Linked DNA regions of Homo sapiens: region 2 is linked to region 1. The links are chromatin contacts, found by Hi-C or POLR2A ChIA-PET in ENCODE. All regions are on one chromosome and are shown on one strand. Each heading gives the region's core, a stretch centred on a gene start or an enhancer-like site at or near the end of the contact. The rest is flanking DNA. Distances are from core to core; before and after follow the strand shown. Region 1 has its middle 97 kb from the start of SVIL. Region 2 overlaps SVIL (supervillin).

Region 1 (4,717 bases), core at 1,425-3,924:
TGGTTTTTATGAAGGGCTAATGGACCAGGGACTCTCCCCTACACAATGTGGAAGGCTCTTCATTTTCTCTTTAAACCTTACAACCTCTTCCCAGGAGGTTATTTCTGTTTCACAGATGAGGAAACTGAGGCTTAAAGAGGTTAACAGATCCAAGAGTCTGCCCTGTTCCAAAGAGGACTGTTTATTCTTCCAGGTTATTTTTTTATTTTTGACAAAGTCGGTTACTGAAGAGCGCTTTATGGACTGCTGGGTGTGTGCTGTACCCCGGGGTTCAGGTTTGATTATGCTAGGCTATAGGGCTTGATGGACTTTCCACCTATCTCTGGCTTGTGTTAATGCCAGTGCCATAGCTAAACCAACTCATATTTAAAACTTAATGTATATGAAGAGAACTAAGGTTTCCTCCCCAAACCTTTAGAATTATGACAGTTCCAAAGAGAGGTGGAAATAGCTGTCCTTTGCTTTTTGCAGTGTTTCATCAGGCAGGTGGGCCTGGAGTCAGGAATTCTACACAGCACGGAGCTCTGTTTGCCTTTTCTTTTGCAAGGAGCTGCAGTTCCCACCTTGTTTAAGCTGTGTGTGACTTTGCCACTGTGCTGAATGTGCGTTTAAAATTGAGTGAAGTATGCTTTGGAAATAATGGCCCACCTTACTGACTGATAAGTTAAAACCTCAGAATTTCTTTGAGGGATCCAAGGATATGGTTGTATCCACAACTTTTATACAACATTTGAGCTCAAGTTTACAAAATAGGACTTTGGCATTGTCCTGAATGTACTTAAAATGTATTGCCTTCAAGAAAGATGTTTGCAACTCTGGCGTGACAGTCAGGGACTTGGAACGTCCTAGGTAGAGGCAGCCAGGCACGCTGATGAGGGCAAGCCTGGAAAGTCTGGGAAGAATGGCTGGGTTCGGTTGCTGCCTTCACCATTTAGAGGTCTGCAGCCTTGGACAATTTGCCTAGCCTCTGAGCTTCACTTTCTTCTCTTAAAACATAAATCAAAGGCCAGGTGCCGTGCCTCACACATGTAGTACCAAGGCTTTGGGAGGCCGAGGTGGGAGGATGGCTTGGGGCCAGGAGTTTGAGACCAGCCTGGACAACATAGTGAGACCCTGTTTCTACAAAATATTTAAAAATTACCTGTGGTCTTAGCTACTTGGGATGCTGAGGTGGGAGGATCGCTTGAGCCCAAGAGTTCGAGCCTGCAGTGAGCTATGATCGCATCACTGCACTCCAGCCTGGGCAACAGAGCTAGACAGCTGTCTGTAAAAAAACTAAACAAAACAAGCTAGGAATAATAATAGTGCCTCCTGGTTTCAAACCATGAGGACTAAATTAGATAATTCATGAGATACTCGGCACAGTGCCTAGCACATAGTTGCTATTCAACAAATGTTAACTAATAATGATGATGTTTAAGAACAGAATCCTTCCCTTCCTCCCCTCATCCAGAGAGGTAAAGTAGTTCTTAGTTGCCCTGAACTGACTGTTCTTAGTGAATATGGCAATATAGTACAGTTAGTGATTCCTCCTTCTCTCAGCAAGTTGGGGCTAGGGAAAGGTTGGTAGTGATGGAAAACTTGGTCCAGTCGCCCAAGGAGTTTACAAGGAGCTCCAGAACTGTAGAGCTTTTCTCCTGGTTTTGCCACTGTGTAATTTTGTGGTGGGCCTTTCAGCCATTTCCCTTTCTCTTAAATTTAAAGCCCAGTATTCTAATGGCCAAGATGGTAGGAATTAAAAAAAAAAAAACAAAAACCCAAACCAAATGAACTGGTGAAAAGGAAATATGTATTCTCCTTTCTCATTCACTAGCCATCAATGGCACTAAAGAAATGTATCTGCTTCTGTGAAAATGGTGCTGGCCTAATCCTGGGAAGAGGGACCATTTCCTTGGAAAATGTAGTATTTTCTGATAGTCTGTTTAAAGGTGAACCACCAAGTTGATAGAAGAGGAAGGAGAGTTTGAGACATAACATTTCAAAAATATTTCCTTAAACATGGTCAACTATGTATGATCTGAAAATTGCTAAACTAACTTTTAGATGACAGCATGAAGCATAGGTCAGTTAAACTGAACAATTAATGAGCAACCAGTATAGCTATTTCATATGTTAAAAAAACTTGAAAGTTTTTCAAATGAGCAAATATACTCTATATTGTATATACATGCAAGAAATATAAAATCGTATATTGTATCTATATGTATATAGTATATATAATGGATATAATTTCTTATAATACATCTGATCATTTTTTGCTATTTTATACCTCTTGATTTGGGTTTTGCTCTTTTAAACAATTGATATGGACTAAAGCAACATAAAGAAACGTTATAATGTCATTATACACCACCCGATGTGTAGTTACCATGAACATTATCTTCAAGAAAGTGCATGGACAGGAGGACAGAGAGGGATTGTCATTATGTAGGTTTTACATCTGGATATGATATGCAGCTTCTCCCACACTGGAAAATGAGCTGCGTGCATAACCAATTGGAGGCGTGTAAAGAGTTAGGAGCAAGATCCCTGCTTTTGTGCATTTCACTCCATTTGTAGCCACTTGTTGCACTCCATCTGGAAAGAAAGAAGCCGCTGCAGGGCATGCGCCAGACCTGCGCTGGGCCGTCGCTTCCATTGTACGGAAGATGAACAGGCGGCGTTATTTTGGATCACATAGCAGCTTGTTCAAAAGCATCTTGCATTCCCCAGCTGTTCCACAACTTCTTCGCATATGGGAGAGAACTTGCCAGCTGCTGGGGCAACTGTACTTACATTTGCTGCCTTTGTTCAGTAAACAAGGAAGGTAAAAAGACAGGCGCCTTTGTTAAACTGTAGTCATTGTAAAGAGACTTACTTGTTTCTGTTATGTCAATGTTATTCCAGATATAGTCTGTCAGGGGAGGCGGTTTAAAAGGAAATGTCAGAATTAACATTTTTTTTTAATCCAAATAAATGTTATTTTAGGGTAACCGGCATGTATAGTTTTTCCATATGTAAAACCTTAGGCTGCTTTTATATTTCATTGCCTAACAAAGGAATGGATCTAATACCTAAAAATAAGTGTTTATTTAAAAATTGACATATGAATCAGATTTAATTCTATACATTTTTCTATTGCATGAAATGCATAAAAGTTACAATGTGTCTCCAGACAGTGCTTTTGTGTTTTCAGAACATTCTGTTGTTTTTGCATTTGTTGGAGCTGGAGGGTACCTTGCCCACATCCTTTGTTTAATCAATGAGAAAACTTCAGTTTATAAGAAGTTGTTGCTTATCCAAGGTGGTATGGCTAGTGGATTTAATTCAGCAAATCTTCTGTTGAGTGTTTATAGTGTGACAGGCCTGGGAAACCTATAAAGATGAATAAGGGTTGGGCCCAGCCCTGGATGGACTCGCAGTTCAGAAACAACAGACGTAAACAAATACTTCAAGTATGAGGGCTAGAGCAGAGGCAGCACCTTTTTGTTTTCAGAACAGTGTTGTAATCATGTCAGCTCAAATAAAGCCAGAGTAGCAAGTTGATGTGCCAGTAAGAATCGAGGAGCAGAATCTTGGGTACAGGAAGATAGAAGAGGCGTTATATGGTTTATCAAATTTTACGTACATGTCCTTAAAAAAGATTTCGTATTGTGCCTCTACCTAGGCCTGCTTGTCTCCCAGTTCCTGGCCAGCACCCCAAAACATCTTGCCTTCCTAATTATTGTGAATTGTGAATAAATGGCCCTCTAGTAGCTCCAGCATCAATCACAATCCTTTTTGGGATATTCAGTGAGTTTCAATCGCCTTTGTTCTATAAAAGGTTGTAAAATAAGCCATAATTGCTTGGGCATGTATAAAACCCTCTGACTCCAAATCTCCTCGAAATCTTAGGGGTTCCTTGTACTGGAAACTGCTGTTGCTTCAGATCCCCTGATGATTCACGGTTGCTGAGTTGCACCCACAATTCTAAGCCCTTAATCCACTTCTGGCCTCCATTTACACATTCATGTATCTCTTACTTCATCCCTTTTGTGCAGTAATAACAGATGTTTACAGTCTTTCAGTTTTCACTTGGTTTACTGACGTTTTCACTTGAGATGCTCAAGAACCCCGTTGGGTTCTTAGGGCTGGTGACCCAGGGTTTCCATCTTGGAGATGAGGAAACTGAGGCTCCACGGTTGAGAACCTTGCCTGCGCTAAGATTAGAACTAAGATCTCCTGATTGAAAATTCAACACTCCCCTCTGACTGGAAGGGTCAACTTATACGAAGCTGGAGGTTGAGTCTCATCTTCTTCTACAGCTTCATTGTACATGCCCTGACTTCAGTGATCCTCACTGGGTTTTTCACCCAGGACTTTCACTGGGATAAATCTCCCTTCCTTAGTACATTTCTTTGCACATTACAGTTCTCTTAGCATCTTATTCTTCTTTTACTTTTTTCTTTTTTAGAGACAGGGTCTTGCTCTGTTGCCCAGGCTGGAGTACAGCGGTGTGATCATAGCTTACTACAGCCTTGAACTCCTGGGCTCAAGGAATCCTCCCTCCTCAGCCTCCCAAGTAGCTGGGACTACAGGTGTGCACCACCACGCCCAGCTAATTTAAAAAAAATTATAGAGAAATGTTGCCCAGGCTGGTCTCGAGCTCCCTGGGCTCAAGTGATCCTTCTGCCTCAGCCTCTCTAAATGCTGGGATTATAGGTGAGAGAAACAGTGCCCAGCCATCATGTTACGTTTC
Region 2 (4,717 bases), core at 1-2,500, 180 kb after region 1:
TTTCCAAGAAAGCAGGAACTTGGTCAGTTTTGCATGTCACTGTGACATAGGAATCAAGAACTGAAATTTGCAGTTCAATAAACACGTTGCATGAGTGAATAAAATGAGCGCACGACTACTAAATACTATATTTTGTTCTTTTTTGGTTTTCTTCCAGTTGCAGAATTAAGACAAATCTTTGAACCAAAGAAGAAAGAATTCTTAGAAATGAAAAGGTAAGATCTTTATAGTGGGAGTTAGGAAGTAGAAGAGAGCTTGGCAAAGCAGTATTCCATTTTCCTTTAGATTCGATCGCTGTTGCTCACTCTGCCTCTTGTGGTGTATTTCACAGAAAAGAAAGAATTGCCAGGCGCCTGGAAGGGATTGAAAATGACACTCAGCCCATCCTCTTGCAGAGCTGCACAGGATTGGTGACTCACCGCCTGCTGGAGGAAGACACCCCTCGATACATGAGAGCCAGCGACCCTGCCAGCCCCCACATCGGTGAGCGTGGAGCTGGGTGGCCCATTTTCCAGCAGGCTGCCTGGCTGGTTACGAGTTGCCCTTTCCACCCAGTGGTATCAGAACATGAGATATTCCACAGAAGTGAATTGTGTGGATATAATTTTTTTAGCACAAGGTTTCACTCTGTCACACAGGCTGGAATGCAGGAGTATGATCATAGCTCGCTGCAGCCTTAACTCCTGGGCTCAAGCTCAAGGGTTCTCCCGCCCCAGCCTCCTGAGTTGCTGGGACTACAGGCTTACACCACCACACCAGGCTAATTTTTTTTTTTAAACATTTTTGTAGAGACAGAGTCTCACTGTTGCCCAGGCTGGTCTCGAACTTCTGGCTTTTAGTGATCCTCCCACCTTGGCCTTCCAAAGTGCTGAAAATACAAGCGTGAGCCAGTGGACTTGGCCTAATTTTTTGTTAAATGTATTTGTTTTTTGTTTATTTTTATTTTTATTTTTTTTAGAGACAGAGTCTCACTCTGTCACCTAGGCTGGAGTGCAGTGGCCTGATAAGCTCACTGAAGCCTCAACCTCCCAAGGTCAAGTGATCCTCCCACCTCAGCCTCCCAAGTACCTGGGACTATGAGCGCGTGCCACCATGCCTGGCTATTAAATAGATTTGCTAAAAACAGCAACAACATGTATGTCATCTCTGCCCCGCCTCACGGATCTGGCCTTCCATGTCACAGCAGTATGAAATGATTCCCCTCGCACATTGTTGGGTAACGGAGGCCAGTCATTTTCCTCCCTAGACTGGGGCCCTCAAAGGCAGAAGCTGTGTCTTTCTTCACCCTCAGGGCCCAGCACAGGATCTGTGCTCTAAGATAGGGGCCTCTCAAGGTTCTACCCCAGTACAGGGAGCGGCTGCTCTCAGCAGGGAGCGCTAGAGTCAAAGCTGCACCTTGAATGAGTACGGTTCTTACTCTGGAGATGCAAGAAAACTTTCTATCTAAGTTATCTTAATGTAGATAATTTTAAATACGTTGCATATTTATTTCATATTAAACAGTATGTTGAGTGCACGTGACTCAGCTTTTCCCTAATCACTCAGTCATTGTTGTCATCAAATATTCAACTTGACCTTAGGAGAGGAGAATGCACGCAGGGCTGCTCTTCCCACCACAGTCCCTGGCTCTGAGGAGCTGTGCTGCTGCTTTTTATTTTTTTTATTTAATTGTATTTTATTTTTGGAGATGGAGTTTTGCTCTTGTCGCCCAGGCTGGAGTGCGATGGCAAGATCTTGGCTCACTGCAGCCTCCACCTCCCAGGTTTAAGCGATTCTCCTGCCTCAGCCTCTGGAGTAGCTGGGATTACAGGTGCCCGCCACCATACCGGGCTAATTTTTTTGTATTTTTAGTACAGATGAGGTTTCACCATGTTGGCGAGGCTGGTCTCGAACTCCTGACCTCAGGTGATCCGCCTGCCTCGGCCACCCAAAGTGCTGTGATTACAAGCGTGAGCCACTGTGCCCGGCCATGCTGCTGCTTTTTATAGCCAGTGTTTTCTAGTTTCTAGCTCAGAGACAGCTGTTGATCTCATTTTATGATGTTATCAGTTTGCTTGTCTCTACAGTTTCCAATTTCCTGTGGCCAGAAAGCTAGAAAACTAAGATATTTTAAAATCACATGCAATTATTGAAAAAAAAAAAAAAAAGGCTGGGCTTGGTGGCTCAACACCAGTAATTCCAGCACTTTGGGAGGCTGAGGCAGGAGAATAGCTGGAGCTCAGGAGTGCAAGATTAGCCTGGACAACACGGCCAGACTCCACCTCTTAAAAAGTAATTACACGCTTGAAATATCAATACACAGATCAGAGTCCCAAAATTTATAGCCAGAAATAAACCGTAGTGTACCCGAAATGGTAATCTGTGTAGTATATGTGAAGTTTAAGCTTCACATAGTAGTGAGAAAAGGAGGAATTATTTAATAAAATCATAATGAAAAAAATGGGTTTGCCAGAGGGTGGGAAGAGGCATATCTCTCTTCTCAATTCATACCAAACTCCAAAATTAGTTCCAGTTACTCACCTGTTTAGTTTAAAGAAAATAATGGAAAAGATACATGAATATTTAATTCAGGTGGAATGAAAAAGGCCGTATGGGAAGGGTTAAGGTAATAATGGAATGCCTGTTAGATAGACTGTTAGGACCCTTAAATGATATCTTCAAAATAGATTTCCAAATATGGGAATTTTTTTTTTTTTTTTTTTTGAGACAGAGTCTCACTTTGTTGCCCAGGCTGGAGGGCAGTGGCATGATCTCGGCTCACTGCAACCTCTGCCTCCCGGGTTCAAGTGATTCTCCTGCCTCAGCCTCCTGAGTAGCTGGAATTACAAGCACGCACCACCATGCCTGGCTAATTTTTGCATTTTTAGTAGAGACGGGGTTACACCGTGTTGGTCAGGCTGGTCTCGAACTCCTGACCTCGTGATCTGCCTGCTTCGTGATCCGCCTGCCTCAGCCTCCCAAAGTGCTAGGATTACAGTTGTGAGCCAGCTGGGAAAACATTTTTATAGAATACGGAAAATATTTTTATAGAACATTAATAACTAACTATTTTATAAAGAAAAAATTATATTAACTAGAAGGAATATATAAAAATGTTATTAGTTTGTAGGGTGATGATTGATAGGTTTTTTTTTTTGTTTTGTTTTTTGAGACAAGGTCTTGCTCTCTTGCTCAGGTTAGAGTTCAGTGGCATGATCGATCATAGCTTACTGCAGCCTTGAACTCCTGGGCTGAAGCTATCTGCCCACCTCAGCCTCCTGAGTAGCTGGCACCATGGACATGTGCCATCATGCCCAGCTAATTTTTAAAATAATTTTTGTAGAGGCAGGGTCTCACTATGTTACCCAGGCTGGTCTCGAACTCCTGGCCTCCAGCCACCCTCCCACCTCAGTTTCCCAAAGCGCTGGGATTACAGGTGTGAGCCACTATGCCAGGCTCATATTAGATATTTCCTACACCAGGCATGTGTGTTATAACTGGGGAAAAAAAACACTTCTGTAAAAAAGAAAAGCCTGGTGAATAATGATATGGGCCATATCGTTATGGTTACTCTCAGATCCCCGGAAACCAGCATCCATCACTTGTCCAATGACGGCAGCTCACTTGTCTGCTGTCTTTCCCAGAGGACCCAACTCATCCTATGGCCTCCCACGTGAAATACTGAACTCCACAAAAAAGGGTAAATCAGTAAGGGGAAATAAGCACTGAACAAAGACTGAGGCGCTCTGGGGAGTGAAGGGGCTGAGCTGAAGTTAAAGCCACGCCTTACGGGGCTTGCAGAACGTGCACCATTCACAGCCTTTGTAGATTTCACTGCCGATCTCAGACTTCTTCAACAGCCCAGGTAAATAATCAGTTTAGGCAAACACACCTCGGTGAGAAACTGGTCCTTCACAGCATGGGCACCCAGGTGTGTGCTGTGTGCAGTAGAGTGTCATTCTGTGTGTAAATACATGTCTTTACTTGAAATCTGCACCTCTCATCCATGTGACCTTCTTGTAGGCCGATCAAATGAAGAGGAGGAAACTTCTGATTCTTCTCTAGAAAAGCAAACTCGATCCAAATACTGCACAGAAACCTCCGGTGTCCACGGTGACTCACCCTATGGTTCGGGTACCATGGACACCCACAGTCTGGAGTCCAAAGCCGAAAGAATTGCAAGGTACAAAGCAGAAAGAAGGCGACAGCTGGCAGAGAAGTATGGGCTGACTCTGGATCCCGAGGCCGACTCCGAGTATTTATCCCGCTATACCAAGTCCAGGAAGGAGCCTGATGCTGTCGAGAAGCGGGGAGGAAAAAGTGACAAACAGGAAGAGTCAAGCAGAGATGCTAGTTCTCTGTACCCCGGGACCGAGACGATGGGGCTCAGGACCTGTGCCGGTGAATCCAAGGACTATGCCCTCCATGTGGGTGACGGCTCTTCCGACCCGGAGGTGCTGCTGAACATAGAAAACCAAAGACGAGGTCAAGAGCTGAGTGCCACCCGGCAGGCCCATGACCTGTCCCCAGCAGCCGAGAGTTCCTCGACCTTCTCTTTCTCTGGGCGAGACTCCTCCTTCACTGAAGTGCCACGGTCCCCCAAGCACGCCCACAGCTCCTCCCTGCAGCAGGCAGCCTCCCGGAGCCCCTCCTTTGGTGACCCACAGCTATCCCCTGAGGCCCGACCCAGGTAAGCATCCAGTCCACGCTAAGCACCCTGAACGCAGGACAATACCTT

Evidence for each region. A loop is a pair of places that touch in the nucleus more often than their neighbours do. ChIA-PET counts read pairs that join two places held with the same protein, here RNA polymerase II (POLR2A). Pooled maps may share reads with other maps.
Region 2: a map of endothelial cell of umbilical vein shows a loop between it and region 1 (2.4-fold over the local background). The contact joins two enhancer-like sites. A Hi-C loop is called at or near these places in 3 of 168 maps with a recorded cell type or tissue (CD14-positive monocyte, endothelial cell of umbilical vein and tibial artery) and 6 of 50 pooled maps. POLR2A ChIA-PET finds 5 or more read pairs at or near these places in 1 of 52 experiments (WTC11).

What each region holds. Positions count from the first base shown.
Region 1 is chr10:29,729,892-29,734,608 of GRCh38, reverse strand. It overlaps a transcript of SVIL not described here. Among named protein-coding and RNA genes, the nearest start is that of SVIL, 97 kb to the right of the region's middle. Within about 2 kb of position 2,674, at least 7 of the 41 ENCODE cell types and tissues checked have a DNase peak (open chromatin) inside an H3K27ac peak, as active enhancers do.
Region 2 is chr10:29,550,549-29,555,265 of GRCh38, reverse strand. It overlaps SVIL (supervillin), which reads left to right. Exons shown (of 38, transcript NM_021738.3): 4 at 158-215; 5 at 332-483; 6 at 4,003-4,669. The coding sequence starts at 208. Among named protein-coding and RNA genes, the nearest start is that of MIR604, 7.8 kb to the right of the region's middle. Within about 2 kb of position 1,250, at least 5 of the 41 ENCODE cell types and tissues checked have a DNase peak (open chromatin) inside an H3K27ac peak, as active enhancers do.